Linked DNA regions of Homo sapiens: regions 1 and 2 are each linked to region 3. Evidence: read pairs that join two places in POLR2A ChIA-PET (ENCODE). Cell type or tissue: GM12878. All regions are shown on one strand. Each heading gives the region's core, and the rest is flanking DNA. Links, peaks and the distances in the headings are about the cores only.

Region 1 (10,164 bases), core at 2,963-5,462, 410 kb before region 3:
AGAAGGATACAGATGTGTCCCTGTGTGGGATGGGGCTCAAACAGAGAGGTCAGAGAATGGGAACAGCATATTTAGAGCAGGGATGGAGAGTTGAGAGATCTCAGTTCGGCGATGGACTCCACATTCTTCACTACCTGTGGCTGTTGCCAAAGGAGAGGGAAGCGTGCGCGGTTGATCCTCGCTTGCAGAGGTGATTCCCCAGTCCTTACAGGGCCCACTTCAGGCCTGGAGAGAAAGTCTGTGATTCCTGGTGTGGCCCTACGGAGGGTGAGGGGCCTACAGGACCCCCAGGGGAGGCTCCAAGAGAGCCAAGGGCTGAAAATGTAGATTCCATGCTCACCAGCCAGGTACAGTTAGTGAGAGGTGGTTGAAGTGGGGCGTACAGCAGGTTCCCCTTGTTAAAGAGAGGGAGTGAATAGAGAAGAGGTTCCCATGGGCACTACCATCACTTACAGGACCTGGAAAATCAGTTCACAAAGTGACCGTGAGGGGCCCCAGGGAAAACTGCATGGGGACAGTCCTGCAAGCAGAGAGGAGAGTCTAAAGAAAGTGAGAGCAGTGTCCTGTGCTGCAGAAAAACCAAGAACATGGTGGAGACGAGTGGCTGAAGCTGGGAGACAGACGCAGGAGGTGGGGGAGTGGACAGGGTGTGGAGAGACCCTCTTGTGTGGGGAGGGGAAAGTGGTGTGGCAGCTGGAGGAGGCTGTTGGGTCAAAGGGGGCTTTTTTTTTTTTTTTTGAAACGGAGTCTCGCTCTGCCGCCCAGGCTGGAGTGCAGTGGTGCAATCTTGGCTCACTGCAAGCTCTGCCTCCCGGGTTCACACCATTCTCCTGCCTCAGCCTCCCGAGTAGCTGGGACTACAGGTGCCCGCTAGCACGCCAGGCTAATTTTTTGTATTTTTAGTAGAGACGAGGTTTCACCGTGTTAGCCAGGATGGTCTCGATCTCCTGACCTCGTGATCCGCCCACCTTGGCCTCCCAAAGTGCTGGGATTACAGGCATGAGCCATCGCGCCCGGCCAAAGGGGACTTTCTAAGGATGGGGAGAGTTTAGTATGTTCACTGCAGAGGAAAGAGCCCAGGCAAGAGAGCATCCCCAGCTCAGATCTCAGGCCAGGAGGGGCTGTTAGATTGAGCAAGGTCCCTGAGGCAGTGGGAAGGAAAGGCATTGGGAGCACAGGTGAGAAATGGAATCTTGGCTACATGGAGGGTGAGCTCTTCAGCAGAGAAGCAGAGAACTTGGAAGAGAGGCTGGGAAAAAGGGGAGGAATGCATAGCCCTGGAGCAGACAGCATGTGGAGGAGGGTCTGTTGGCTGAGGGGGACCCCAAGCACACATGTGTGTGCAGGTCTCCAGCAGCCCTGGATGGATCCAGAGGCTGGGGCCCAAGAGGTTTTATGTCCAGCTGCTTCTCTCATTCCTTACTGGGGTGACCTCTACACGACCTTCCTGTGAGGGACAGAGTCCAGTAGAAGCCCCCCTCACCATCTCTTTGCTTCCCAGGTGCTCATCTTTTCCAAGAATGGCTCTGTGTGCCTTATGGATGTGGCCAAGCGTGAAATCATCTGTGCCTTTGCCCCTCCGGGAGCCTTTCCTCTGGAGGTCCCCTGGAAGCCAGTGTTTGCTGTGTCTCCAGACCATCCATGTTTCCTGCTCCGAGGTACAGAAAGGGACCAGGGCTGATGCCCACTGACCATTTCCCTGACTTAGTTCTCTCACAAACAGAGAGAGCCCCTCCGATCTCCTCCCCACTCTGTGTCCCCCTCTACCATAGGCCAAAGGGTACCGCAGCTCAGTCCTCACAGGGCACTTAGATAAAATGCCAGCAGGGTCTTCTCTCTGAAGTCACAGCTCAACCCAGATGACCCAGCCTTTATAAGCAGAGAGCAGCCCCCACCTGCTCACCTGGACCACAGAGCCCACTGAGAAAGCGATTGTTACACAGAACATGGTGTTCTTGTCTCGTCACAGGAGACTATTCACATGAAACTGCGTCCACCGACGATGCTGGAATCCAATATTCTGTTTTCTATTTTAATTTTGAGGCCTGCCCACTCCTGGAAAATATCTCAAAAAATTGTACCATTCCTCAAAGGGACTTGGATAACATGGCCTTCCCCCAAGCACTGCCACTGGAGAAGAGATGTGAGCGTTTCCTCCAGAAGAGGTAAAGAGCTCTGTGTCTTCACCCCCTCCCACATCTGAGGTTGTCTCTGGATTGAGGGATAGTGGAGTTTCTTTCATGGTAAATCCTTTCAGCATTGAAATTTCCCCTGGCTGGGCGTGGTGGCTCACGCCTGTAATCCCAGCACTTTGGGAGTCCGAGGCAGGCGGATCACCTGAGGTGAGGAGTTCAAGACCAGCCTGGTCAACATGGTGAAACCCCGTCTCTATTAAAAATACAGAAATTAGCTGGGTGTGGTGGTACATGCCTGTAATCCCAGCTACTCGGGAGGCTGAGGCAGGAGAATTGCTTAAACCTGGGAGGCAGAGGTTGCAGTGAGCCAAGATCGCACCACTGCACTCCAGCCTAGGTGACAGAGCAAGACTCTGTCCCAAAAAAAAAAAAAAAAAAAGAAATTTCCCCTAAGTGAAGGGTTCTACCCCATGATAGCCCATGAGCTGCACTCCACCTCACATGTGGATTGGTAGAAAAAGAGTCATTAATTCAGGCTGGGAGAAAAGAAGGGCTTCCAGTTGGTGTTTTCTTCCTGTCAAGATCATCTTTTTAACTTTCTCAATTCCCTCTTAAAAGTATGTTTAGGCCAGGCCCGGTGGCTCATGCCTGTAATCCCAGCACTTTGGGAGGCCGAGGTGGGCAGATTGCTTGAGCTCAGGAGTTTGAGACCAGCCTGGCCAACATGGCGAAACCCCATCTCTACAAAAAACACAAAATTAGCTGGGTGTGGTAGCACATGCCTTTTGTCCCAGCTACTCTGGAGGCTGAGGTGGGGGAGAATTGCTTGAACCTGGGAGGCAGAGGATGCAGTGAGCCAAGATCGTGCCATTGCACTCCAGCCTGGGTGACAGAGTCAGACCCTGCCTCAAAAAAAAAAAAAAAAAGTATGTTTGGATTATTAGACACAATCCTTAAGATGGGGTTGGCAAACTATGACCTGTGGGCCATATCCAGTCCACTGCCTGGTTTTGTAAATAAGGTTTTATTTGAACACAGCCGTGCCCATTTGTTTATGTATTATCTATGGCTACTGTATGCTATGGCAGGATTGAAGGCTGCGAAGGAGACAGCATGACCTATAAAGTCTAAATTATTTACATTCTGGGCCTTTACAGAAAATGTTTGCCAACCCATGATCTAAGACCCCTTTCTTTTACCCATCATTCAGATAAACCGTTATGTGTGTGTTTCTCCTCTTCCCCTTCCTCTTTCCACTCTCCCTAATCCTGCAAGCACTGTTTTCTTGCCCTCCTTTCTGCTATCAAAGCATAAGGAACAGTACTCAGGCCATTCTGGAGAAATAGGTGTCTCTTCTAATCCATCTCACAATAAATTTCTGGGGATTTGCAAATCCTTGTTGATGATTCCTTTTGGGATCTGACCACACATTTCGGGTGGACTGGGGTCATCAGTGGAGTCCTGGATCCTCGTCCCGGGCCTGCCACTACAGAACTAGGTGGCTCTGGCAGGTTCCTTTCCTTCCAGTGCCTAGATGTTCCTATGTATGTAACGTGACCTCTGAGATTCTGTGATCTCTCCAATCACCATAATGTCTCTTCACGACTGTCTCCCCCTTTCTCTGTGTAGACTCTTTACTCAGGGAAGAGTCACTTCACGACTATTTCCCCCTTTCTCTGTGTAGACTGTTTACTCAGGGAAGATTGAAGTAGACTGGTTAAGATATGCAGGTCTGGAGCCAAACAGACCTGAGTTTGATTCTGACACTACCACTTACAATGAGACCTTGGGCGAGTTACTCAGCCTCCTCATTCAGTCAAAAAACACATATTGTGCACCTGTGAGATGCCAGGCTGTGTTCTGACCATTTTAATGATGCCTGATTTTTTTTGGCTTAAGGTATTAAGTGGGATGATACATGGAAAGTACCAGGCACAGAGTGGTTGCTCAGTAAATGGTAGTTATGACCATGATGATGGCTCCCTGCTAATCCAAGTTCATGCCTGGGAAAATTCTAAACATTACCACTAGGTGGCACCATAGCTCCTCTCCGCTTCCTAGCTCATACCTGCACTTAACAGGGGCGTTCAAGTCCTTCCTGCATTGTAGTGGGTCGCTGGGAGGCTCTCGGTACCTCCCGGAGGGAAATGTGCCTATTCGTCAGGAGACGAATATGGTCTCATGAGTCTCTGGGGAGAGAGAGGCAATGAAGAAGGCGATGGTTGACATTGGCCCTCTCTAAAGGTCTACCAAGAATGTTCAACTATTCTTCACAGGGAGGGTTTTTGTTTTTTGTTTTTGTTTTTGTTTTTGAAACAGAGTTTCACTCTTATCACCCAGGCTGAAGTGCACTGGCGCGATCTCGGCTCACTGCAACCTCTGCCTCCCGGGTTCAAGCGATTCTCCTGCCTCAGCCTCCCCAGTAGCTGGGATTACAGGCATGCGCCACCACGCCCGGCTAATTTTTGTATTTTTAGTAGAGATGGGGTTTCTCCATGTTGGCCAGGCTGGTCTCGAACTACTGACCTCAGATTATCTGCCTGCCTCGGCCTGCCAAAGTGGTGGGATTACAGACATGAGCCACCACGCCTGGCCTGATTTTATTTAAAAGCTGCAAATGTATAGATTACTTTTTTAAAAAGTGTTAAATTGGCCGGGCGCGGTGGCTCACACCTGTAATCCCAGCACTTTGGGAGGCCAAGGCGGGTGGATCACCTAAGGCCAGGCGTTCGAGACCAGGCTGGCCAAAATGGTGAAACCCCGTCTCTACTAAAAGTACAAAAATTAACCGGGCACGGTGGCAGGTGCCTATAATCCCAGCTACTCAGGAGGCTGAGGTAGGAGAATTGCTTGAACTCAGGAGGTGGAGGTTACAGTAAGCTGAGATCATGCCATTGCACTCCAGCCTGGGCGACAGAGCAAGAATCTGTCTCAAAAAAAATAAATAAATAAGTGTTAAATATTCTTTATTTGCTATTACACATAAATCACACCAGAATCTCTTTCAATAAGTAAAAGGGATTTTATTTTATTTTTATTTTGTCTATTTTTTGAGACAGGGTCATCCAGGCTGGAGTGCAGTGGTGCAATCACAGCTCACTGCAGCCTTGACTTCCCGGGCTCAGGCAATCCTGCCTCAGCCTTCCGAGCAACTGGGGCCACAGGCATGCGCCACCACACCCAGCTAATTTTTTTATTATCTGTGGAAGCAGGGTCTCCCTATGTTGCCCAGGCTGGTCTTGAACTCTTAGGCTCAAGTGACCCTCCCACCTGGGCCTTACAAATTTCTGGGACTATCAGTGTGAGCCACCATTCTCAGCCTAAAAGAAACCATTACAGATACAGGGAATTCTACTTAGATTGGCAGAGTTAAGGTCAAAAATATAAAGTACACATTGCTACTTTACCTTCAGCCCTTTCCTTTAAGAGGCAAATCAACACAAAATATGGTGCATCTTGCTTGGTTCTGAGACAGTGAAGGAATTTCTCCAGTGTTTAAATATATTCATATAACCGGTTATATAAATCTAAATATAAAACCTATCTCCAATACTTTTTTTTTTTGAGATGGAGTCTCGCTCTGTCGCCAGGCTGGAGTGCAGTGGCACAATCTCAGCTCACTGCAACCTCTGCCTCCCAGGTTCAAGTGATTCTCCTGCCTCAGCCTCCCAAGTAGCTGGGACTACAGGCACATGCCACCATGCCCAGCTAATTTTTGTATTTTTTAGTAGAGACGGGGTTTCACCATGTTGGCCAGGATGGTATCGATCTCTTGACCTTGTGATCCACCCGCCTTGGCCTCCCAAAGTGCTGGGATTACAGGCATGAGCCATCACACCCGGCCTCCAATACATTTTTAAGATAGCATTCACCATTTTTGTGAAAAGTTGGACATTACCAGCCAGGTGCTGTGGCTCACGCCTGTAATCCCAGCAGTTTGGGAGACAGAGATGGAGGATCACTTGACGCCAGGAGTTCAAGATTAGCCTGAGCAACATAGTGAGACCCCATCTCTACATCTACATCTATAAATAAAAAATTAATTAATTAAATTAATTAAAATCTTATCTCCACATAGATGGAGAGCCTCAAAACAAATCAAAGCTATGGTCATTGTCTTTCTCCCCCAGAGTACTCCTCTTCCTGTTTGCCTAAGCATTTTAACATCATTCACTTGCACCTCCTTCCCTACCACAACCCCACTGACAGCCCCCCCTCCACCCTGCTAAGCGTGCCCGTCTCTGTGTGCACTCTGAGGGGTGAATCTTGGGCTTCTCTGATTTTTCTGTAGTGAACATGCACTTATTATTTTTTTTTAAACAACTCTTACTTTTTTTTTCTTTTGAGATGGAATTTTGCTCTTGTTGCCCAGGCTGGAGTGCAATGGTGCTATCTTGGCTCACTGCAACCTCCATCTCCCAGATTCAAGCGATTCTCCTGCCTCAGCCTCCTGAGTAGCTGGCATTACAGGCACGTGCCACCACGCCTGGCAAGTTTTGTATTTTTAGTAGAGACGGGGTTTCTCCAGGTTGGCCAGGCTAGTCTCAAACTCCCAACCTCAGGTGATCCGCCTGCCTTGGCCTCCCAAAGTGCTGGGATTACAGGCGTGAGCCACCGCGCCTGGCCAACAACTCTTACTTTTTAAAAGACCCAACTCAAACTGTCTTTATAAAAGTTGGAATCATACAGTGTGTCTTTTTGTGACTGGCATATTTCAGTCAGCGTAATGTCCTCAATAGTCATCCATGGTGGAGCATGTGTCAGAACATCTTCCTTTTCAGTCTGAATGTTCCGTTGTGTGTAATACCACAGCTTGTTTGCAAATAGCCTTTTAGTTCCTCAGCTCGCCATCCTGTCTACCCACATGCACCTCACAGGTAAGAATGCTAGACCCATCATTCCTCCAGGAAAGGCCTTCTGAGCACCTGCTGTGTACCAGGCTGAGCCCTGAGGACACAGAGGCGATGCAGGTGTGTCCTCTTAGAGTTTCTCATAGGAGCACAGGGTAGTCGAGGTCTGCCCTGGGGGCTCGGGAGCTGGGGAAGTGAGAGGAGATTCCTCTCATCACAGTTGTGTGGCCCTCAGCTATCGGAAGCTGGAGAAGAACCCAGAGAAGGAGGAGGAGCACTGGGCCCGGCTTCAGAGGTACTCCTTGTCGCTCCAGAGAGAGAACTTCAAGAAGTGAGGCTGCCACCGCCCTGGGATCTCTGAAAAGGAGGTTTCAGCCACGAGGCAGCTGCTCCCAGGACACTGAGGCCAAGAGAAATGTAACAGAGCCACAGCTCCACAGGCCTGCACTCGGAGTCTGGGGCCTCTGCAGAGCCAGCAAGGGGAAAAGTATAATCTGGGGGACCTTCAACCACTAAGCCTCTTGTCAGAGCCCTCAGGCAGGCAGATGTGTCACCCAAATAAACAGTGATATTGTCTCCAGACTCCCAAGTTGCTGTGGTATATAACTCATCGTTCCCACGCAGTCCAGACCCCAGCAGGGCCCAGATGATGGTTTCAACCAGAGTCCTCGGCCTGGTGAGGACCACTCACCTCCTAGGCCCTGGAGAGCCACTGTCCTCAGATGAGCAAGACACCCCGCCCACCTGTTTTCCCCACCCATTTCTCCCTCCCACGGCTGGCTCACACCTTTATAGAATAGCTTTGAGGAGGTGAGGCTCAGGATGGTGGCGTAAGGGCCTGAGGCCACACAGGTACGAGAGGCAGAGTGGGAGGGAGAGGTGGCAGGCAGGAGCTGGGCCACTGCTGCCCCTGGCCTGCTGGCTCAGGAACGCTAGAGGTGGCTGGGCAGAGAGATGCCTTGTTCTTCTCTAGAAACTGTCCTCCCCCAAAAAACAGACGGAGGGGTCCCCAGCAGCCCAAGGGATCCGTGAGGACCCTGTGTGGAACCTTGGAGGCTGAGGGGGCTCAAGTGTCCCAGCCTGGTCCTAGGCCTGCTCAGTCTCTTGGGTGAGAAACTACCTGGGAGGGTGACTGCACTCAGAGTTTGTGATGGCTGCTGTTTTGCAGCCCCATCCACCTCCTCCCTGGGTCACATACCACATTCCTTGTTGGCCAGACAACTTCCATGTGGCACTGATGCTGGCTAGCTGACTGTCCCCCGGGATGAAGGTATCCCCGCCTGAGACACTCTGGCCCTCTCCACACCCCACCATGGGAATGAAATATAGCCGCCAACATACCTGTTGGCAGTAATTCCCTCTACACAGCAGGTGCTCTGGCAGCTCTCTGGAGACGAGGAAGGAGAACTTAGGAAGATGGTCTTGGCTTACACACCACCTAAGGTGTTGGGGAACCAACATTTCTGTGGTTGGTGTATTTTACATTTAAGCTTTAAGCAACCTTGTGAAACATAGATGTTATTGTTATCCCCATTTTACAGAGCAGGGAACTGAGACTCAGGTGAGACAGCGTAGAACAGCCTGTGTCCAGTCCCCGTGGGCTTCTCCATAGCAAATGCTAGAAACCGAACACAAACTACCTTTAGCAAAAAGGGGGATGTGTTGGCTCAGATAACTTAGCCATCCAGGAGTCACACTCTTGGTGTGGCTGGATCCAACCCCAGGTGTTGAGATCACACCTGGAGTCTCCCTCCGCCTCTCAGTTCTAATTCCCCCTTCAGGCAGGCCTTCCACTTGGGTGACACCAGAAGCACCCGGTGGACCACCCCTTCCCAATAGTGCCGGCAAAGCCCTGAGCCTGCTCCTCACTGGCCTGCATGTAGTCTCTTTCCTGAACCACTCACTGTAATGATGGTCAGGGCTGCGGCAGGTGTCCATCCCTGGAGGGAGGGAGAGGTATTCCCACCCCCAAACCAAGGACTGACAAGGGGAAGAGCTCTCTGGGGAAAGGAAATGACAGGGCCATGAGGGAGGAAGGCAGGAGGGATACTGAGCAGGCAGACAACAGAGGCACCCGGCCCAGCAGAGGCAGCAGGGAGCCCAGCCCACCCTCTGCCAAGACATGTGCTGCCCACACCTGGCCACCTTCTCCTTTCCCAGCGTGTGAGGGGAGAGCGGGTGGGGAGAGGGGATCTGAGGCATTCACAAGGCGTCTTATGTGCCAGGTCCCACCAGCGGGACGAGGGAGAAGGAACCAGGGCCGGTCAGCACGAGGCTAGTGCTCCCCAGCTGGTAGGCTGCGCTGCCAGGGCTCCAGCCACTTCCGCCTGTGCAGCCCCAGGCAGAGCTGGCCATGCCTGTGGGCCCAAAAGAGGTCCTTGCCCTCTGGGTGACAGACCCCATGGAAACATCAAGAACCTGTGTTGGCCGGGCGCGGTGGCTCAAGCCTGTAATCCCAGCACTTTGGAAGGCTGAGGCGGGCGGATCATGAGGTCAGGAGATCGAGACCATCCTGGCTAACAAGGTGAAACCCCGTCTCTACTAAAAATACAAAAAATTAGCGAGGCGTAGTGATGGGCACCTGTAGTCCCAGCTACTCGGGAAAGCTGAGACAGGAAAATGGCATGAACCCAGAAGACGGAGCTTGCAGTGAGCCAAGAACACGCCACTGCCCTCCAGCCTGGGCGAAAGAGCGAGACTCTGTGTCAAAAAAAAAAAGAACCTTATGTCTTCTCAGGGTATGGTTGGAACTAGAGCAAGGCATACCAATGCCCAGGTGCAGCATCCACACCTCCTTTCCTCCCCACAGGATCCACACACCAACACCTCCACACATCCACACCTCCAAAGAGCATCCACACCTCCACTCCTCCCAACAGGATCCACACACCAACACCTCCACACATCCACACCTCCACACATCCACACCTCCACGCATACACACCTCCACACATACACACCTCCACACAGCATCCACACTTTCACACAGCATCCACACCTGACACCTCCACACCTCCACACATACACACCTCCACACAGCATCCACAGCTCCACACAGCATCCACACCTCCACACAGCATCCACACAGCATCCACACAGCATCCACATAGCATCCACACCTCCACACAGCATCCATACCTACTCACCTCCACACAGCATCCTCACTTACTCACATCCAC
Region 2 (10,009 bases), core at 3,912-6,411, 700 kb after region 3:
AGCCACCGTGCCTGGCTCGGACTTGTTCTTGAGGATGACGGAACGGGGGTTTTGCTGTTAGGCCAGCCAACAAAATGGACAAGAAAGACGGGGGAGAGAAGTGAGATCCTTCCCGCCAGAGCCTGAGGCTAATGCAGGCCGTGCTGGGCCTCATGCTCCAGGCCAGCCTGGAAGAGCCCAAAGCCAGTTTCCTTCCAATGCTGCATATATTACCCAGCATTCTTAGATGGAAAGTCCAGTTTCTTTTGCTTTTTTTGTGTATGCACTTCAGGAATTTTTTAAGCTAATTGACTGAAGGGCTCATGTGCCTAGGAATAGCAATCCTAATAAGCTTTTGCGGAATCTCCCTGGTTTCAGACCAAGGCTGTGAATGTCCCAACTCACTTCTGTTCTTGGTGAGTTTTGCTTGTGTTTGTGAACGAGGTGAATTCATTAAACACAGCAGTGGCCCCTGCCCAGTGCTGGCTCCCTACAATGACCACTTCAATTGCACTGACCCAGATGCAATGGATTCCACCGCAGAAGTGCATTTAACTCAAATGCAAACATAACTGGAAGGTGACACAAGTCCTGAAATCCCTGGTTGTGCAGACTCATCAGTGCCTAGCCACTGGTCACTAGCATGTTTTCATTTTTCTCCAGCTCCCTCCACCCTTCATGAACGGGGGCTGGAAAATGTGGTCTGCTCTGATAAGGATTTGCGTCAGGCTACTGGCTACTCAGCAGCCGAGAAGAGCAAGCCTCCAGGCCTCTGCACGCGTGCCTTCTGCCCGGTGAGCCTCTCACTATCGTCCTTCTAAAAGACACTTCAAAAAGAGGCAAAATCATGCCTTCCATACATATATTAAAAAAAGAATATGTGTCAAATATTTTATTCTACTCCTAAACCAATTTAAGGAAACCAGGCAGATGTTACAACTGGTTCAAATGAAATCCTAAGAACAGACACATTTAATAATCAGGAATATGGAAAAGAACATGCAAATGGGAGCTGGGCACAGCGGCTCATGCCTGTAATTCCAGCACTTTGGGAGGCCGAGGTGGGTGGATCACCTGAGGTCAGGAGTTCGAGACCAGCCTGGCCAACATGGTAAAACCCCGTCTCCACCAAAAAAAAAAAAAAAAAAAAAAAAATTAGCTGGGCATGGTGGCACATGCCTGTAATCCCAGCTACTCAGTAGGCTGAGGCAGGAGAATCGCTTGAGCCTGGGAGGTGGAGGTTGCAGTGAGCCAAGATTGCACTATTGCATTCCAGCCTAGGCAACAAAAGCAAAACTCCATCTCAAAAAACAACAACAACAACAACAAAAACACGCAAATGGGGGCAAAGCTAGGGAGGGGAGAGTCAACTGGTCTCCTACTGGAGTTTGGAATCTGCAGGTCTGTAGAGAAGCAAAATTTTGCATTGCTATCACTAACCTACAAGTTAAAGAGTTGTAAGTAGTCTTCATAGAATGGAGTCAGATAATCCAAGGGAGGTCCTGGAGAGTCTAGATAATGCACAGTTTTTCAAAGATGTACAACTGTTTTCAAAGATGTACAAATATGTACAACTCTGACCACTGATGTCCTTCACCTGGCCAACTTAACCCACACCTCCTCCAGGAAGCCATCCCTGATGCCCAAGACTGGGTTAAGTGCCAGCCCCTGGGCTCCCTCAGTGCCTTGAATTTCTGATCACACTGTTCCGTCTCCCTCATCAGATCTATGAGATTTTTTTTTTTTTTAAGACAGAGTCTCACTGTGTCACCCAGGCTGGAGTGCAGTGGCACAGTCATAGCTCACTACAGCCTCAAACTCCTGGGCTCAAGGGATCTTTAGCCTCCCCAGTAGCTGGGACTACAAGTGTATGCCACCATGCCCAGCTAATTTTTAAGTTGTCAAGACAAGGTCTTGCTTTGTTACCCAGGCTGGTCTCGAACTCCTGGGCTCAAGCAATTTGCCTGCCTCGGCCTCCCAAAGTGCTGGGATTACAGGTGTGAGCCACTGTGCCTGGCCTGATCTATGAGATCCTTAAAACAGAAGCTGTGTCTTACCCACCTCTCACTGTGCCTTTGAGAATCAAGGGACACGTGGTTGAATGAATGAATGAATGAATGAGAGAAAAAATGAACAATACAGGGTCCTAAGCCAAAGTGGTCCACAGGGCCCCCATAAACCCGTAAAAGACTGACGAGACAGCTGTTGAAGGTCTGCATGTGTACCTGTGAACACAGACAGGCTTCAATCTCAATCTTAATAAGGGCTCCTCAGAAATGAAGCTCAGGAAGCAAACAAACATGGGAAATGATGGCTAAACACAAACAGGTGGGTTTTGCTTTTATTTCCTTTTAACCATAGGACTCCTGAGTCCTTGTAATATATAGTAAAGAGTCTTGCTCTGTTGCCCAGGCTGGAGTGCAGTGGCACAATCACAGCTCACTGCAGCCTCGAACTCCTGGGCTCGAGCCATCCTCCTGCTTCAGGCTCCTGAGTAGCTGCGACTACAGGTGTGCACCACCACACCCAGCTAATTTTTAAAAAATTCTTTTAAGAGACAAGATCTCACTATGTTGCCCAAGCTGGTCTCAAACTCCTGGGCACAAGCAATCCTCCCACCTCAGCCTCCCGAGTAGCTGGGACCACAGACACACGCCACCATGCCTGGCTAATTTTTGTATTTTTTGTTGAGACAGGGTCTCTCTATGTTGCACAGGCTAGTCTCGAACTCCTGGGTTCAAGCGATCCTCCTGCCTCATCCTCCCAAAGTGCCGGGATTACAGGCGTGAGCCACTGTGCCCAGGCTAACAGCCTTTAATATATTAAAGTACCCCAGGAGGGAGAATGCAATGTTTCCATGTTTTCCTTATCTGACTATAAAACAATTTTTTTAATGGACCAGAGACGATGGATTCATGGAGTTACTGTGAGGAAGACACTCAGCATCGTGCCTGGTATCGTGTGTGCTTCATAAACGCCAGCCATAGCATGATTCTTTATAAAGGCACCAGCTGCATTTATGGAGTAAATGCCTTTCTTGTGTCATCTCGCTTGACTGGCAAAGCCATAAGGCCAGGTGAGGAAGATGAGGCAGGGGATGAAGAGGATATAACACGTAGGAGGTGAAGTCACTAACCCAAATCCTTGCAGCCGGCAAGTGGTCAGAATTCTTGGACCAGGTGTGAGGCCTTAAGAGAACAAGCTAGCCCAGGGCTTGGCATGAAGTAGGTGCTTAATAAAGATTGGTTTTAGCCAGGCGCAGTGGCTCATGCCTGTAATCTCAGCACTTTGGGAGGCTGAAGCAGGAGGATCACTTGAGCCCAGGAGTTCCAGACCAGCCTGGGCAACACGGCTAATCCCTGTCTCTACTAAAAATACAAAAAGATTAGTCGGGTGTGGTGGCGCGTGCCTGTAATCCCAGCTACTCGGGAGGCTGAGGCAGGAGAATAGCTTGAACCTGGGAGGTAGACTTTGCAATGAGCCAAGATCGCACCACTGCACTCCAGCCGGGGCAACAGAGCAAGACTGTCTCAAAAAAAAAAAAAAAAAAAAAAAAAAAAAGACTGGTTTCTACCATGCCTCCCTCCTCCCTCCTTCCCATTCAGCCCAGAGGTTCTGGCAGGGCAGACAGAGCTCCAGGCCAAGGACCCCCAGGTGGATGTACAGAGCAGACCCAGGCTGAGCCCAATCTTTCCACCCTGCAGTTCAGCTCCTCCCTCCCCTTTCTCTTCCCAGTCTTCCTGAACCTGCACCTGGCCTCTCTGCACACCCCCGCGTTATTTGGGGATGTAAGAACTCAGGGTTCCCTCCCTTATTACTTCTCCTTGTCCATCCTGGTGATAGTGCTTGACTCTCAACACACAAAAGGGGCTTTAAAATGATCCTTTGAAAAAATAATTTTTTTGCTGGGCACAGTGGCTCACGCCTGTAATCCCAGCTCTTTGGGAGGCCAAGACAGGCGGATCACCTGAGGTTGGGAGTTCAAGACCAGCCTGATCAACATGGAGAAACCCCGTCTCTACTAAAAATACAAAATTAGCTGAGCGTGGTGGTGCAGCTCTTCGGGAGGCTGAGGCAGGAGAATCGCTTGAACCCAGGAGGCGGAGGTTGCAGTGAGCCGAGATCATGCCATTGTACTCCAGCCTGGGCAACAAGAGTGAAACTCTGTCTCAAAAAAAAAAAAAAAAAAGAAAGAAAAAAAAGAAAAAATAATTCTTTAAAACTCTTTTTTAGAGACAGGGTCTCACTCCATCACCCAGGCTGGATGTCATCATAGTTCACTGTAACCTTGAACTTCTGGGCTCAAGCAATTCTCCAGCCTCAGACTCCTGAGTAGCTGGGACCACAGGCGCATACCACCACGCCTGGCTAAAACTGGTTCCTTTTTTTTTTTTTTGAGACAGTGCCTTGTCCTGTCCCCCGGGCTGCAGTGCAATGGCACAAACACTGCCCACTGCAGCCTTGACCTCCTGGGCTCAAGCGATCTTCCCCTACAGCCTCCTGAGTAGCTGGCACCACAGGCACGTGCCACCATGCCTGGCCAAATTTTTTTTTTTTTTTTGTAGGGATGGAGTCTCACTATGTTGCCCAAGCTGGTCTCAATCTCCTGGGCTCAAGCCATCCTCCTGCCTTGGCCTCCCAAAGTGCTGGGATTAAAGGCATGAGCCACCGTGCCCAGCCTAAAAATGGTCTTGATTCAATGAGTGAGTAAATGAAGCCTGTGCCCAGGGCCTGCCAGGCCCCCTGGGGCTGCCCACAGGGTAAACACAGACCCACACGGAGCCCCACTCCAGGCCTGGTCGAAAAAAATGCTGCTCCAGCTGAAGGCTTTCTCAGAGAAATGACTCAGCCTGAGCACTCAGATGCAACTTCCACGTTTTATGGACTGAAGGTGCTTTCATAACAGCTGGTGATGATGAGCCAGAGGCGGGCTATAAACAGAGCGGTGATCTGGTCCTGAACACTCAGGTCTCAGCCCCCACCCACAAGCAGGGCCTCTGAGGCTGTGGCTTCTCCACACTGGTGCTGCTTTGTGCTGGCAAATAGCACAGGCCCCCAAAATGACCTGGAGGCTCCTTAACTGAGGAGGCAGATGAGTGACAGGGCCAGACCTGCAGCCTCAAGGGCCTGGCTGTGCCCTCCCTAGCTCCCTTGGGCCTGGGAGCCTTCCATGAACCTGTGGCCTGGGACCAAGAGCATGGGGGGCCTAGTGATGTGCCTGGTGGGGAGCGGGGAGTGCTGCCAGCAATGACAGTCCCGCTGGGGGGACGTGGTACAGACTCACTGAGACACAGAACCCTGTGAGCAAGGGGGGTTCACTTAATCCTCCCTGAGGACTCAGACAGGTGGGCTGCAGGCAGTGGGGTAGCCTTGCCTCTCACTCATGCCCACCCACCCATTTGCTCATTCATTCAGACAAGCGTGGATTGAGTATTTTCTTTTTTTTTCTTTTAAAGACAGGGTTTTGCTCTGTCGCTCAGGCTGAAGTGCAGTGGCATGATCTCAGCTCACTACAGCCTCATCCTCCCAGGCTCAACCGATCCTCCTGCCTCGGCCTCTCAAAGTATTGGGATTACAGGCGTGGCCCACGCCTGGTGAATTGAGCACTTTCTTTCTTTTTCTTTTTTTTTTTTTTTTTTTTGAGATGGAGTCTCACTCTGTCATCCAGGCTGGAGTGCAGTGGCATGACCTCGGCTCACTGCAACTTCTGCCTCCCGGGTTCAAGTGATTCTCCTGCCTCAGTCTCCCAAGTAGCTGGGATTACAGGCACCCACCACCACGCCCGGCTAGTTTTGTATTTTTAGTAGAGATGGGGTTTTACCATGTTGGCCAGGCTGTTCTTGAACTCCTGACCTCAGGTGATCCATCCGCCTCGGCCTCCCAAAGTGTTAGGATTACAGGCGTGGGCCACTGCGCCTGGCAAATTGAGCACTTTCTTTTTTTTTTTTTGAGACCGGGTCTTGCTCTGTCACCAGGCTGGAGTGCAGTGGCCCAATCTCAGCTCACTGCAACCTCCACCTCCCAGGTTCAAGCGATTATCCTGCCTCAGCCTCCAAGTAGCTGGGATTACAGGCACGCGCCATCACGCCCGGCTAATTTTTTGTATTTTAGTAGAGACAGGGTTTCACCGTGTTAGCCAAGATGGTCTCGATCTCCTAACCTCATGATCCACCCACCTTGGCCTCCCAAAGTGCTGGGATTACAGATGTGAGCCACCGTGCCCTGCCAAATCGAGCACTTTCTAAGTGCCCACCTGTCAGCGTCACCCCAGGCTTTCCCATCTCAGCCCGTGGCTCCACTCTCCTCTAGCTACTTTGGCCAAAAACCACAGAGTCATCTTGGATCCCAATTTTTGCTTCACCCCCACATCCAATCTTTCGGCGAGTCCCGTCTGCTTTACCTCGGCACATCATCAGTGCGCTCAGTGCACTTCCCAGCCACCTCCCACGCTGGGCTGCTAACCTTCTGCCAGGTCACCATAGCTACCACCAGCTCCTCCTGACCCTTTGGCCTTGGTCTCTAAAACCCATTCTCCTCTCATCAGAGTGACCTCATCCCAGCATCATTCTGACCATTTCTCATCTTAAAGTCCTCAAAAGGGTCCTATCAGATATTAACAATTTTTAAAGAAATTAAGACAGAATGGCTTTGGCATCTGGCTATTAAAAAAAAAGGGTAGGGGGGGCCGAGTGCGGTGGCTCATGCTTGTAAACCCAGAACTTTGGGAGGCCAAGGTGGGAGGGTCCCTTGAGCCCAGGAGTTCGAGACCAGCCTGGGCAACACAGAGAGACCCTGTCTTTACAAAAACAAAATTAGCTGGGTGTGGCGGCACATGCCTGTAGTCCTAGCTACTTGGGAGACTGAGGTGGCAGGATCACTTGAGCCTGGGAGGTTGAGGCCGCGGTGAGCTGAGATCATGCCACTGCACTCCGGCCTGGGTGACAGAGTGAGAGCCCATTTAAAAATGAAAAATAAAGGGAAAAAAAAGGACAGAACAGGAGTCCCGGAGACAGAACCTTGCATAAATGAGAATTTGCCGTATGACAGAGAAGCATCACCAACCAGTGGGGAAAAGATAGACTCTTTTATAAATGGCGTTGGGACAAGTGGTGATCCATATGGGAAAGTAAAATTAGATCCCCACCTAACACCACACACACAACTCCAGGTGGATTCAGGACTTACATGTGAATAACAAAATTTTAACACATTTAGAAGAAAATATAGAAGAATATTTTTATGACCTCAGGGTAAGGAACAATTTCTTTTTTAAATAAACTTTTTGTTTGATTACAACATGCATAGTGTACAAGTCATAAGGGTGCCGCTTGATGAAATTTCACAGTGACCCCAGCTGTGTAGCCAGCATCCAGATCAACAAGCGGGATGTAAGGCCAGGCACGGTGGCTCACTCCTGTAATCCCAACACTTTGGGAGGCCGAGGAGGGCGGATCAGAAGGTCAGGAGTTTGAGACCAGCCTGGCCAATATGGTGAAACCCCGTCTCAACTAAAAATACAAAAATTAGCCCGGCATGGTGGCACACACCTGTAGTCCCAGCTACTTGGGAGGCTGTGGCAGAAGAATCGCTTGAACCCTGGAGGCGGAGTTTGCAGTAACCCGAGATCGTGCCACTGCACTCCAGCCTGGCGAAAGGGCGAGAATCCGTCTAAAAAAAATAAAAATAAAAAACACAACAACAAATGGGACATAGCCAGTGCCTTCCAAAGCCCCCACGTGCCTCTTTTTTTCTTTCTTTTTTTTTTTTGTTTGAGACGGAGTCTTGCTCTGTTGCCCAGGCTGGAGTGCAGTGGCATGATCTCGGCTCACTGAAACCTCCGCCTCCTGGATTCAAGCAACTCTCCTGCCTCAGCCTCCTGAGTAGCTGGGACTACAGGCACACACCACCATTCCTGGCTAATTCTTTTTTTATTTTTAGTAGAGACGGGGTTTCACCAGTTGGCCAGGATGGTCTCGATCTCCTGACCTCATGATCCACCCGCCTCAGCCTCCCAAAATGCTGGGATTGCAGGTGTGAGCCACCACACTCAGCCTTCTTTTTTTTTTTTTTTTTTTTTTTTTGAGACGGAGTTTTGCTCTTGTTGCCCAGGTTGGAGTGCAATGGCACGGTCTCGGCTCACCGCAGCCTCCCCTTCCTGGGTTCAAGTGATTCTCCTGCCTCAGCCTCCCCAGTAGCTGGGATTACAGGCATCCGCCACCACACTCGGCTAATTTTTTTTTTTTTTCTTTAGTAGAGACAGGGTTTCTCCATGTTGGTCAGGCTGGTCTCAAACTCCCGATGCCAGGTGATCCTCCCGCCTCAGCCTCCCATAGTGTTGGGATTACAGGCGTGAGCCACCGTGCCCAGCCTTTTTTTTCTTTTCTTTTCTTTTTTTTGAGATGGAGTCTCACTCTGTTGCCCAGGCTGGAGTGCAATGCAATGGCGTGATCTCAGCTCACTACAACCTCTACCTCCCGGATTCAAGCGATTCTCCTGTCTCAGTCTCCCAAGTAGCTGGGATTACAGGTGTGTTCTACCACGCCCAGATAATTTTTGTATTTTTAGTAGAGACAGGGTTTCACCATGTTGGCCAGGCTGGTCTTGAACTCCTGACATCAAGTGATCCACCTGCCTCAGCCTCCCAGAGTGCTGAGATTACAGGTGTGAGCCACGGCACCCAGCTCCTCATGCCTTTTGACAGGAAAGAGTATCTTAGGCACAAAAGGTATCAGCTACAATGGAAAAAAATTGATGAGTCTGATGATATTGACATTTAAATCTTAAGTTCAACAAAAAAAAATGCCACAAGATTAAAGGATACGTACAGCTGAGCACCATGACTCGTATCTGTAATCCCAGCATTTTGGGAGACTGAGGCAGGCAGATTACTTGAGCTGAGGAGTTTGAGACCAGCCTGGGCAACATGGCAAAACTCTGTCTCTACAAAAAATACAAAAATTAGCCAGGTGTGGTGGCGTATGCCTGTAGTCCCAGTTACTTGGAAGGCTGAGGTGGGAGAATCACTGGAACCTGGGAGGCAGAGGTTGCAGTGAGCTGAGACTGGGCCACTGCACTCCAGCCTGAGTGACAGAGCAAGACCCTGTCTCAAAAATAAATAAATAAATAAATAAATAAATAAATAAATAACAGATATGCACAATATGGAGGAAATATCTGCAATATAATCAGCAAATTGGTATCCAGAATATGTAAAGGTCTTCTGCAAATCAAGAAGAGAGACAACCAACCCAACAGAAAATTTGGCACAGGTTATGAACCTTATAGGAAAAAAAAGCCTAGATGGCCAATAATCATATGAAAAAGAGGCTCTGGGCTGGGCATGGTGGTTCATGTCAATAATCCCAGCAATTTGGGAGGCCAAGGTGGGAGGATCACTTGAGTCCAGGAGCTGGAGAACAGACTGGGCAGCAAAGTGAGACCTCGTCTCTACAGAAAACAAAATAATTAGCCGGGCATGATGGTGCATGCCTGTAGTCCCAGCTACTCTGGAGGCTAAAGCAGGGGGATGGATTGAATCCAGCAGATGGAGGCTACAGTGACCTATGATCATGCCACTGCATTCCAGCTTGGGCAGCAGAGTGAGACCCTGCCTCAAAAACAGAAAAAGTCTCTGTCTCAATAGTATCAGAGACATGTAAATTTTTTTTTGAGATAGTCTCACCCTGTTGCCCAGGCTGGAGTGTACTGGTGCAGTCTCAGCTCACTGCAACCTCCACCTCCTGGGTTCAAGCAATTCTCCTGCCTCAGCCTCCCAAGTAGCTGGGATTACAGGTGTGCACCACCACGCCTGGCTAATTTTTGTATTTTTAGTAGAGACGAGGTTTTGCCATGTTGGCCAGGCTGGTCTCGAACTCCTGACCTCAAGTGATCCACCCACATTAGCCTCCCAAAGTGCTGGGATTACAGGCGTGAGCCACTGCGCCTGGCTGAGAAAGGTAAATTAAAACAACAAGGAGATATTATGTCTCACCCATCAGATAATTTAAAATGGAAGAAAACATAAAAGCTG
Region 3 (10,164 bases), core at 2,663-5,162:
CCCTTGCCATTTTGTTTTCTCCCTCCCTCCTCCCTCCTTCACCCTTCATTTCTATGACCATCTTTCCATTTCTTCTTCTCTTTTGGGGTCCCTCGCCCCCAAGTTCCGGTTAACGTTCTCTGTAAAGCCGTTTGATTCCTCCTGTGTTTAAACATCTTCCTTCAACTATGTCCTTAGCACCTCCCCTTCCTCAACAAAAGTGGCTATCAAGATATTTTCCTAAACAAAAACCGGTCTCACCCTGCTAAATGCATTGGAAACTTACCACCTGGTGTATATATTGGCCTCCTGAGCAATTGATTAGTCTGAGTCCACAGCTGGGACCTGGCTCTCCTCTCCACCAGCTGCCAGGCGGAGGGCAGACCCAGGGCCCCAGGGGTGAATTTGTCAGGGCAAAGGCCTCTGTGGGCAGCCTCTTGGCAGCCTGCCAGTAGCCCCTTCTGGCAGCGTCCCACCTCTCCCGGCATCACAGATCAAGCCTCAGAAGAGCAGGGCCTAAGGAGAAAACCCGAGAGTGACGATGGCAAAGAGTGATCACAACACCCCAGGTGGGTGGACTCCGGGGGAACGCAGAGGTACTCGGGCCCAGAGCTGGTGGGAGAGGGGAGGTGATGGGAAACTGGACACCCAGAAAGTCCCACCAGCATGGAAATCCACTGGGGGGCTCAGCACCCCTGGAGAGGCACTGGGAGTTGGGAGGATCAAAGGAAAGACAGGGCTCTCACTGCCGGTGAATAGGACAAGCTGGGAAGGAAACAGACAATGCTTTCCAGGTTGGATTGCCAAGGCAGAGAGGCAAGAGAGGGGATGGAGAGAAGTCTTCAAAACTGCCATTCAAGGCCAGGCACAGTGGCTCTCCACCTGTAATCCCAACACTTTGGGAAGTTGAGGCAGGAGGATCGCTTGAGCCTAGGAGTTTGCGACCAGCCTGGGCAACATAGCAAGACCCCGTCTCTAAAAAAGTAGAAAACTTAGCAGGACATGGTGGTGTATGCCTATAGTCAGAGCTATTCAGAAGGCTGAGGTGAGAGGACTGTGTGAGCCCAGAACATCTAGGCTGCAGTGAGCTGACATCACACCACTACACTCATTCAGCCTGGACGACAAAGTGAGACCCTGTCACAAAAAAAGAAAAAAAAAAAAAACAGGCCAGGCATGGTTGCTCATGCTCATAATCCTAGCACTTTGGGAGTTTAAGGCAGGCAGATTGCCTGAGTTCAGTAGTTTGAGACCAGCCTGGCCAACATGGTGAAACCCGGTCTCTACTAAAAATACAAAAATTAGCCAGGCATGGTGGGGAGCACCTGTAATCCCAGCTACTCAGGAGGCTGAGGCATGAGAATCACTTGAACCTGGGAGGCGGAGGTTGCAGTGAGCTGAGATCGCACCACCGCACTCCAGCCTGGGTGAAAGAACTAGACTCCATTTCAAAACAAAACAAAAACCAAAAAACTGCTCTTCAATAAGCCCTTACCACGTGTCAGGCACTGAACACTGACAGCAGCTAACAATTACACTGACTTACTCCACACCAGGCTTGTTCTAAGCAGCTGCTGTCCAATAAACACATAATGCAAGCCACATAGGTAGTTTTGTTGTTGTTGTTAATGTTTGTTTTTGGGTTTTTTTTGAGATGGAGTTTCACTCTTGTTGCCCAGGCTGGAGTGCAATAGTGTGATCTTGGCTCACCGCAACCTCCGCCTCCCGGGTTCAAGTGACTCTCCTGCCTCAGCCTCCCGAGTAGCTGGGATTACAGGCATGTGCCACCATGCCCGGCTAATTTTGTATTTTTAGTGGAGATGGGGTTTCTCCATGTTGGTCAGGCTGGTCTCAAACTCCAGACCTCAGGTGATCCGCCCGCCTCGGCCTCCCAAAGTGCTAGGATTACAGGCGTGAGCCACTGCGCCTGGCCTAGTAGTTGTTTTTTAATTTATTAATTTACTTTTCACCATGGCAGAAAAGAGCGTAGTTTTAAAAACTCTAGTAGCTGCATTTTTAAAAGTAAAAACAAAAAACCCACTGGTGAAATTAATTGTAATAATATATTCTATTTAGACTGAGTGTGGTGGCTCACTCCTGTCCTCCCAGCAGTTTGGGAGGCTGAGGCAGGCAGATCACTTGAGGTCAGAAGTTCAAGACCAGCCTGGCCAATATGGGGAAAGCCCGTCTCTACCAAAAATACAAAAATTAGCCAGGCGTGATGGCATACGCCTGTAATCCCAGCTACTCAGGAGGCTGAGGCAGAAGAACCGGTTGAAGCCTGGAGGTGGAGGTTGCAGTGAGCCGAGATGGTGCCACTACACTCCAGCCTGGAGGTGGAGGTTGCAGTGAGCCGAGATGGTGCCACTACACTCCAGCCTGGGCAACAGAGTGAGACTCCATCTCAAAAACAAACAAACAAATAATATATTCTATGTATTACAATATATTCTATGTAACCCAATATAATCAATAATTAGGGAGTTATTTTACTTTTTTTTGAGACAGGGTCTCACTCTGTTGCCTAGACTGGAGTGTGGCACGATCACAACTCACTACATCCTTGACCTCCCCTAGGCTCAGGTGATCCTTCCACCTCAGCCTCCCGAGTAGTTGGGACTATAGGCGCGTACCACCAGGCCCTGATAATGTTTTGTATTTTTTGTAAAGATGGGGTTTCACGATGTTGCCCAGGCTGGTCTCAAACTCCTGGACTCAAACAATCCACCCACCTCAGCCTCCCAAAGTGCTGGGATTACAGGTATGAGCTATTGCACCTGGCCTTTTTTGTATGAAGTCTTCAAAATCCGATGTGAATTTATGCATACATCACATTTCAGGGTTTTTTTGTTTGTTTTGTTTTTTTGAGACAGGGTCTCACTCTGTCACCCTGGCTGGAGTGCAGTGGCACAATCATGGCTCACTGCAGCTTTGACCTTCTAAACTCAAGCAGTCCTCCTTCCTCAGCCTCCCGAGTAGCTGAGACTACAGGCACATGCCACCACACCAGGCTAATTTTTAAATTTTTTTTTTTTTTTTTGTAGAGACAGGGTCTCACCATGTTGTCCAGGCTGGTCACAAACTCCTGGGCTCAAGCGATCCTCCCGCCTCAGCTTCTCAAACTGTTGGGATTACAGGTGTGAGCCACTGTGCCTGGCCTCCCGACTCAGCCTCCCAAAGTGTTGGGATTACAGGCGCGAGCACCACGCAGGGTACATCTCAGTTTAGACAAACCACGTTTTCTTTTTGTTTTACTTTTTCTTTTTTTTTTTTGAGATGGAGTCTCGCATTGTTACGATCTCAGCTCACTGCAACCTCCGCCTCCCAGGTTCAAGCAATTCTCCTTGCCTCAGCCTCCCAAGTAGCTGGGATAGACAAGCCACATTTCAAGTGCTCAGTAGGTACTGTGGCTGATGGCTACACTATTAGATGCAGCTGTCTAAGTGCTTTAGCTGTGTTAGTCCTCACAACTGTGCTTTTGTTATCCTCATTTTACAGATGAGAAAATTTACACAGAAAGTGCTTCAGCACTTTGCCCATTGCTACCCAGAAAGAAAAGGGCTGAGCTGGAATCTGAGCCACCAAGGTCAGCCAACTGAGGGTCCACAGTCTGGTGTCCTAACAACTGTGCTATGCTGTCAGCTTCACAAATCTCATCTCCCATAGGAGGTCATCAAAAAGCTGCTTGCAGCTGGGTGCAGTGGCTCACACCTGTAATCCCGGCACTTTGGGAGGCCGAGGCAGGCAGACCACTTGAGGTCAGGAGTTCAAGACCAGCCTGGCCAACATGGTGAAACCCCATCTCTACTAAAAATACAAAAATTAGCCAGGTGTGGTGGTGCGTGCCTGTAGTCTCAGCTACTTGGGAGGCTGAAGCAGGAGAATCTGCTTGAACCCTGGAGGCGGAGGTTGCAGCAAGCCAAGATTGCGCCACTGCACTCCAGCCTGGGTGACAGAGCAAGACTCTATCTCAAAAAGAAAGAAAGAAAGAAAGAGAGAGAGAGGAAGGAAGGAAGGAAGGAGGGAAGAAAGAAAGAAAGAAAACAATAATCCAATATATAGGCAAGAGCCCTTACTTCTCTACTACTTACAGTCTAGTGTTCAGAGAATGTAGGAGTGAGCCCAGAGAGCTTCCCAAGCCTACCATGTCGTCACTGCCTACAAGAGTCCCTGAAGATGGCCACACAAAACCCTGGGGCTTACTCATACATGTTCACAGTTTCATTTTCTTATCATATTGGTCAGTTTCATCTACACTGGAACGTGGTTCCACCTATCTTTCTGTTCTCTGATAAGCTTCAGCTCAAGGGGAAACATTTCTGGGGCCACAGGTTCTGTTGCCTGCCTCTGCAAAGAGCACATTACGCAAAGCAGATGTTCTGTGCCCAATTCAGTCTCTGCTATCAGAAAAGCTGTGTTCAGAGCCACATGGAGCCTGCAGCCTCCTGCTTTGCGGGAATGTTTGTGTAAAGGTTCCTGGCTTTCTCTTTGTTTACATCTGACTGTTTACCTTTCAGTCCCATCTCGTCTTCTGCTCAGTGAACAGTTTTTGCACTGGCAGGAGCCAGGTCGAACAGTTCCATAAACTGCTTTTTTATGGTTCTCAGTAGAGCAGAGGTTTGAAATTAGAGAACCTGAATGTTGGCTCAAGGAGGACACAAACTCCCTGAATTAGTGTCCAAATCTATGTGTGTGTGTGTGTGTGTGTGTGTGTGTTTGTGTCTTTCTAGGGGGTGGTTCCTTATTCTCATTGGATTTCCAAAGGGGTCTGGAACCCACAACAGGGTCAGAACACCTGGGTATATGGTGGGCCCCAAGGGGCCACCAAATGGAACGTTCTGCCGTCTGCTCTTTGGAATATTCTTCTGGCCAAGAGCCACCACTTCCCTGACTCCGGCCTTTCTCTTCCCCACTGTCACCAACAGGGGATATAGGCTTTCTATTGGGCACCACTCCTCACTGAGAACTGCTCTCAGGGCTTTCTGAGCCTGTTGGTGTGACTGCGGTGGTGGCAGCTTGCAGGAGAGACACCTCACTCTTTGCTTTGTGGGATCCTCTGCTTGGTCCCTGACTCACAGACTGAAGCTCAAATTCTAGCCACGCACCAAAAAGTGACCGACAGCCGGGCGCGGTGGCTCGTGCCTATAATCCCAGCACTTTGGGAGGCCGAGGCGGGCGTTTCACCATGTTGGCCAGGCTGGTCCCAAACTCCTGACCATTGCATTTGTTTGCAATGTAATTTGCAAACAAATTTGGTAGGCTGCCATAACAAAAGTTCCACAGACTGGGTGGCTTAAACCGTAGACATTTAGCTTCTTACAATTCTAGAGTCCAGAAGTTCACAATCAAGGTGTCTGCAGAGCTGATTTATTCTGAGGTGTCTCTCTTTGGCTTGCAGATGGCCATTTTCTCCTTGTGTCCTCACATTTTTCCCTCTTGCATGTCTGTGTCCTAATCTTCTCTTCCCTTTTATTTTTTTGAGGCAGAGTTTTGCTCTTGTTGCCCAGGCTGGAGTGTAATGGCGTGATCTCGGCGCACTGCAACCTCTGCCTCCCGGGTTCAAGCGATTCTCCTCCCTTAGTCTCCCAAGTAGCTGGGATTACAGGCATGCACCACTACACCCGGCTAATTTTGAATTTTTAATAGAGACGGGGTTTCACCAGGTGGTCAGTCTGGTCTCAACTCCTGATCTCAAGTGATCCGCCCGCCTCAGCCTCCCAAAGTCCTGGGATTACAGGCATGAGCCACCGTGCCTGGCCCTGCCTAATCTTCTCTTCTTATAAGGACAGCCATCCTACTGGATTAGGGCCCACCCTAAGGACCTCATTTTAACTTAATTACCTCTTTAAAGACTTTACCTACAAATACATATGAAGCTAGAACTTCTTGGTGAACATAATTCAGTCCATACCACTATCTTACACTTCTGTGATTACAAAAGCAACATATGCTCCCTGTAGAAAATATGGGAACATCAGAAATGGAAAAACTAAGACAAGAATCTCTGCAAAAATCTTGTTTTTTTGTTTTTATTTATATTTATTTATTTTGATTATTTTTGTTTTGAGACAAGACCTACTCTGCCACCCAGACTGGAGTGCAGTGGCACAGTCACAGCTCATGGAAGCCTTAAGCTCCTGGGCTCAGACAATTCTTTGGCCTCAGCCTCCAAGTACCTGGACTACAGGTGTGCACCACCATGCACCATGCCTAGCTAATTTTTAAAATTTTTTTGTAGAGACAGAGTCTCACTATGTTTCCCAGGCTGGTCTTGAGCTCCTGAGCTCAAGCAAGCCTCACACCTCGGCCTCCCAATGTGCTGGGATTACAAGCATGAGCCACCGCACCTGGCCCTGTTTTTTTTTTTTTTTTTAAGTGTATAAAGTAAAAGTGAAAATATACCCTTCATTCCTCATTTCTACCTTCTTCCCCAAAGAACACTGCTGTGATAGTGAGGGACCTTTTTTGGGTTTGTCCAAACTGCTTCCAGTAACATCCTTGCCCTCCAGCTACACCTGTTCCTGCTGGTGCTCTGGAGAACAGGCCCCTTGTGCCGGGGTTGCTGGTGGATCAAATCTTTGGGCACAGTCACAGGGATTCTGCAGAAGTGGAATTGTTTTGTCAAAGGGTATACAAAATGTTCATAATTAGAGCTCAGATTTAAAAGAATTTTTTTTTTTTTTTTTTTGAGACAGAGTCTCACCGCGCCCGGCCTAAAAGGAAATTTTAAAAGAAGGCATGTAAAGATACAGGAGACCTGGCCAGGCACGGTGGCTCATGTCTGTAATCCCAGCACTTTGGGAGGCTGAGGGGGGTGGATCACAAGGTCAGGAGTTTGAGACCAACCTGGCCAAAATGGCAAAACCCCATCTCTACTAAAAATACAAAAATTAGCCGGGCGTGGTGGTGGACACCTGTAATCCCAGCTACTCCAGAGGCTGAGGCAGGAGAAGCGCTTGAACCCAGGAGGCGGAGGTTGCAGTGAGCCGAGATTGTGCCATTGCACTCCAACCTGGGCGGCAAGAGCAAGACTCTGTCTCAAAAAAAACAAAACAAAAAAAAAAGACACAGGAGCCTGTTAGGATAGCCTCCCTACGGTACTGGTACTGAAATGTTAACCGTGCTTGATCTTAGGTAATGGGGCAGGAAGTTGTTTTTCCTTCCTTTGTCTTGCTACCTAGCTGGATTTTCTACATTTTCTTTCATGAGCTTGTGCTACTTTTTGTAATGGAGGAAATAAACAACTGTAATAGAATGCTGCCAGAGAAGACAATTGAAAGGAACTTTTGGTTCTGTTCAGAAAGGGCAGGCCTGCTGCTAGTAGCTGCAGGGGACAGACAGCGGATGGGGCAGGGGGATTTCTGGCAGAGGCTGAAATGGAAGGTGGGACCTGTGGCCAGTGTGGTGGGGGCGGGGCAGTCTCTGCCTTTCAGACCTGGGAGGGAACTGTGTGCATGAGCTTTGCCAGGGAGGGAGGTAGCTCTTAGCTGGTCCAAGATAGGCCGAAGAGTTTGTAAACAAGTGCCTGGCTACTCAAAAAAAGTTTAGGTCCTTTGGCCCAGACTAGTTCTATCCCAGGCTACTGAGAAACGGGATGCTGAGTCCCTGCCACTGGTCTTTGAAAAACGACAATGGAAGATGCGCTGAAAGATTGGAGAGGGTCAAAACGCCATTCCCTTTCCTGAAAGGAAGGCAACAGAAACTTCAAACATTGGGGCAGAGGGCTAAGCAAGATTAAAGGGTGACTCAGGACCCCGTAGAAAAGGATGTGACAATTCATGGGAGCTGGAATGGGTCATCAACTGCAGCCCCAGACCAACCTCAGCTCGTGATGTGAGGCACAGAGATCCTAGATTCAGCAGGTCTCCTAACAGACTTATTATTGTTTGCAGCCAAGATGGAGAAATATGGAGTAGACACTAGAACGGTCAGGTCAAATGACAGCCCCCAAATCAGTGGACTGATGCCAAGGTGAGGCAGGTCTCTAAGTCCATGTCAAAAGGCTCTGTTCGCCTTGTTGCCCAGGTTGGAGTGCAGTGGCATGGTAACTGATCACTTCAGCCTCAGCCTCTGGGTTCAAGGGATCCTCCCACTTCACCCTCCTGAGTAGCTGGGACTACAGGCACCATCACACCTGACTAATTTTTTTTTTTTTTTGAGAGGGAGTCTCGCTCTGTCCCCCAGGCTGGAGTGCAGTGGCGCAGTCTCGGCTCACTGCAACCTCCGCCTCCCAGGTTCACACCACTCTCCTACCTCAGCCTCTCAAGTAGCTGGGACTACAGGCACCCGCCACCACGCCCAGCTAATTTTTTTGTATTTTTAGTAGAGACGGGGTTTCACCATGTTAGCCAGGATGGTCTTGATCTCCTGATCTCGTGATCCGCCTGCCTCAGCCTCCCAAAGTGCTGGGATTATAGGCGTGAGCCACCATGCCTGGCCACACCTGACTAATTTTTAAATTTTTTTTAGAGATGGAGTCTCACTGTGTGCCCAGGCTGGTCTTGAATGCCTGGGCTCAAATAATTCTCCCACCTTGGCCTGCTAATCCACAGGGATTACAGGCATGTACCATTATGCCTGGTTAGTTTGTTTTTGTTTTTGTTTTTGTTTTTGTTTTTGTTTTGTAGAGACAGGGTCTCGCCATGTTGCCTAGGCCTCAATCTCCTGATCTCAAGTGATCCTCCTGCCTTGGCCCCCCAGAGCGCTGGGATTACAGGTGTGAACTACCCTACCTGGCCCTAGTTGTTCTGTTCAGAAGCCAGATTACAGAATCTAAATGGGTCATCCAGTGACTAGCCAAATCCAAACAGGTACAAGTCCAAAAGCTGAGATCATCGCTGACAGCAGAATCTCTCCCAGAGAATTGGTGATGAGCCATTCCGGAGGCAGTGGGTGGGCAACTGCCCAGGGCTATATTCAGTCCTCGTGGCCATGGGAGGGGGCTGCATCCTGAGTGTTTAAAAGTCCTGATGAAATCCAGATGTAAGGATGAATGATGCTAAGGAGTTGGAACTCGGCATGGTAACATGGCTGCCTTGGGCTTTCTTGACCTGATGTCTTTAGCTATTTGGTCCATCTGATTGTCTTTAGTTGAGTTTCTTATTCACTGAACAGCTTTGTACGTCCTTTGAATATTTCCAAATTGTGTGCCAATTGCATTTTCCACTGTAAATGAATCAACTGGCCTTCTGTTTGTGTTTTGAAAAATTACAAGTAACGACTGGACAGGCCCAACGGAATCCCTCAATCTCCCCCATGCAACATTCCTCACTAATGACCTTCCTGGCCTGAGAGGTGGTTAAAAATAGTGCCATCTGCCCTCAAGCTACACTGCTTCAGGTATTGCGCTTCATAATCCATGCCCTCTATACTGAACCTCGTGGCCAGGACAAGCTTCCAGGGCAGTCACAGTCAGAGTGGACAGCTGTCACCTGTAGTTGGCCACAGCCCTATCAATGAGTAGGGCCTGCACCAACCCTGCTCAAGTGTTCTCTGCAGAGAGTGAGCAGCATACCTGGCTTCGTGAGGTGGGGACCCTTGTGGCTCTGGGCATCCAAAGGACTTGATTTCTCCCTTGGAAGATAGAGGCAGGGGCAGGACCAGGGCATAAGCAGTTATGCTAGTGAGGTGTACTCTGATGCCCCCCGGTACAGTCTGAAGTCTGCAGGAGTTGAAAGACGTGTGCAGGTGGGCCAGGTATCCCTAGCAGTGGTTTCTATTTGTGGCAGCCAAATGGTGAGAGCAAGAAGGTGGAGAGGACCGCGGAACCTTTGCAAAGGCAAACCAGTGAGAGTAAGTGCCAGATGGGCCACAGTGCCTTGGGGGACGTAATGGTTGTATCTCCAGAGATGAGTAGATGCTGACTTCCTATTTAACATCAATCCAGTCCCCCAAATGCCTCCGTCGGTGGGCCTGGCATTCTTCCAGACTCCCTTCAAACCATGTTTCCAGCAAGCACCCTGCCATCAGCCTTACTCCCACGCTGATTACTGGCTCTCAGCGCATGTATGTTTCGTTTACACTGTGCTGCTGTTTTGTAATTGTTTGCAAGTTGTGTCATATGTGTATGTTGTGTCTAAAGTGGATAGAGGCCTCTGAGATCAGGATCTAGTTTTCTCGAATCATCGTCCTCCTCCACAACCACCACCACCACCAATAACTGGCACCGAACACAGGGCATTACGT

The links. ChIA-PET counts read pairs that join two places held together with the same protein. Peaks named below come from ENCODE experiments on the same cell type or tissue, not always from the same donor. Only the 100,000 strongest peaks of a DNase experiment are listed, where the experiment ranks them.
Region 1: POLR2A ChIA-PET joins it to region 3 with 5 read pairs; 3 of 35 experiments call an interaction of 5 or more read pairs at or near these places.
Region 2: POLR2A ChIA-PET joins it to region 3 with 5 read pairs; 2 of 35 experiments call an interaction of 5 or more read pairs at or near these places.

The regions. Positions count from the first base shown.
Region 1 is chr15:89,736,072-89,746,235 of GRCh38, forward strand. WDR93 (WD repeat domain 93) reads left to right here. Exons shown (of 17, transcript NM_020212.2): 15 at 1,502-1,658; 16 at 1,970-2,165; 17 at 7,221-7,567. The coding sequence ends at 7,320. It also overlaps a transcript of MESP1 not described here. Among named protein-coding and RNA genes, the nearest start is that of MESP1, 10 kb to the right of the region's middle. In GM12878, for the core only: a CTCF peak has its summit at 4,161 (motif pointing right); a DNase peak (open chromatin) is centred at 4,210.
Region 2 is chr15:90,840,512-90,850,520 of GRCh38, forward strand. LOC105370969 (a long non-coding RNA gene) reads left to right here. Exons shown (of 3, transcript XR_932610.3): 2 at 643-773. Among named protein-coding and RNA genes, the nearest start is that of FURIN, 23 kb to the right of the region's middle. RefSeq lists enhancers at 1-482, 508-802, 4,328-4,944, 4,702-4,821. In GM12878, for the core only: no CTCF peak of the experiment used is centred there; a DNase peak (open chromatin) is centred at 4,931; H3K27ac peaks cover 681 bases.
Region 3 is chr15:90,145,062-90,155,225 of GRCh38, forward strand. No RefSeq gene overlaps it. Among named protein-coding and RNA genes, the nearest start is that of IDH2, 48 kb to the left of the region's middle. RefSeq lists an enhancer at 4,128-4,337. In GM12878, for the core only: no CTCF peak of the experiment used is centred there; a DNase peak (open chromatin) is centred at 4,220; H3K27ac peaks cover 692 bases.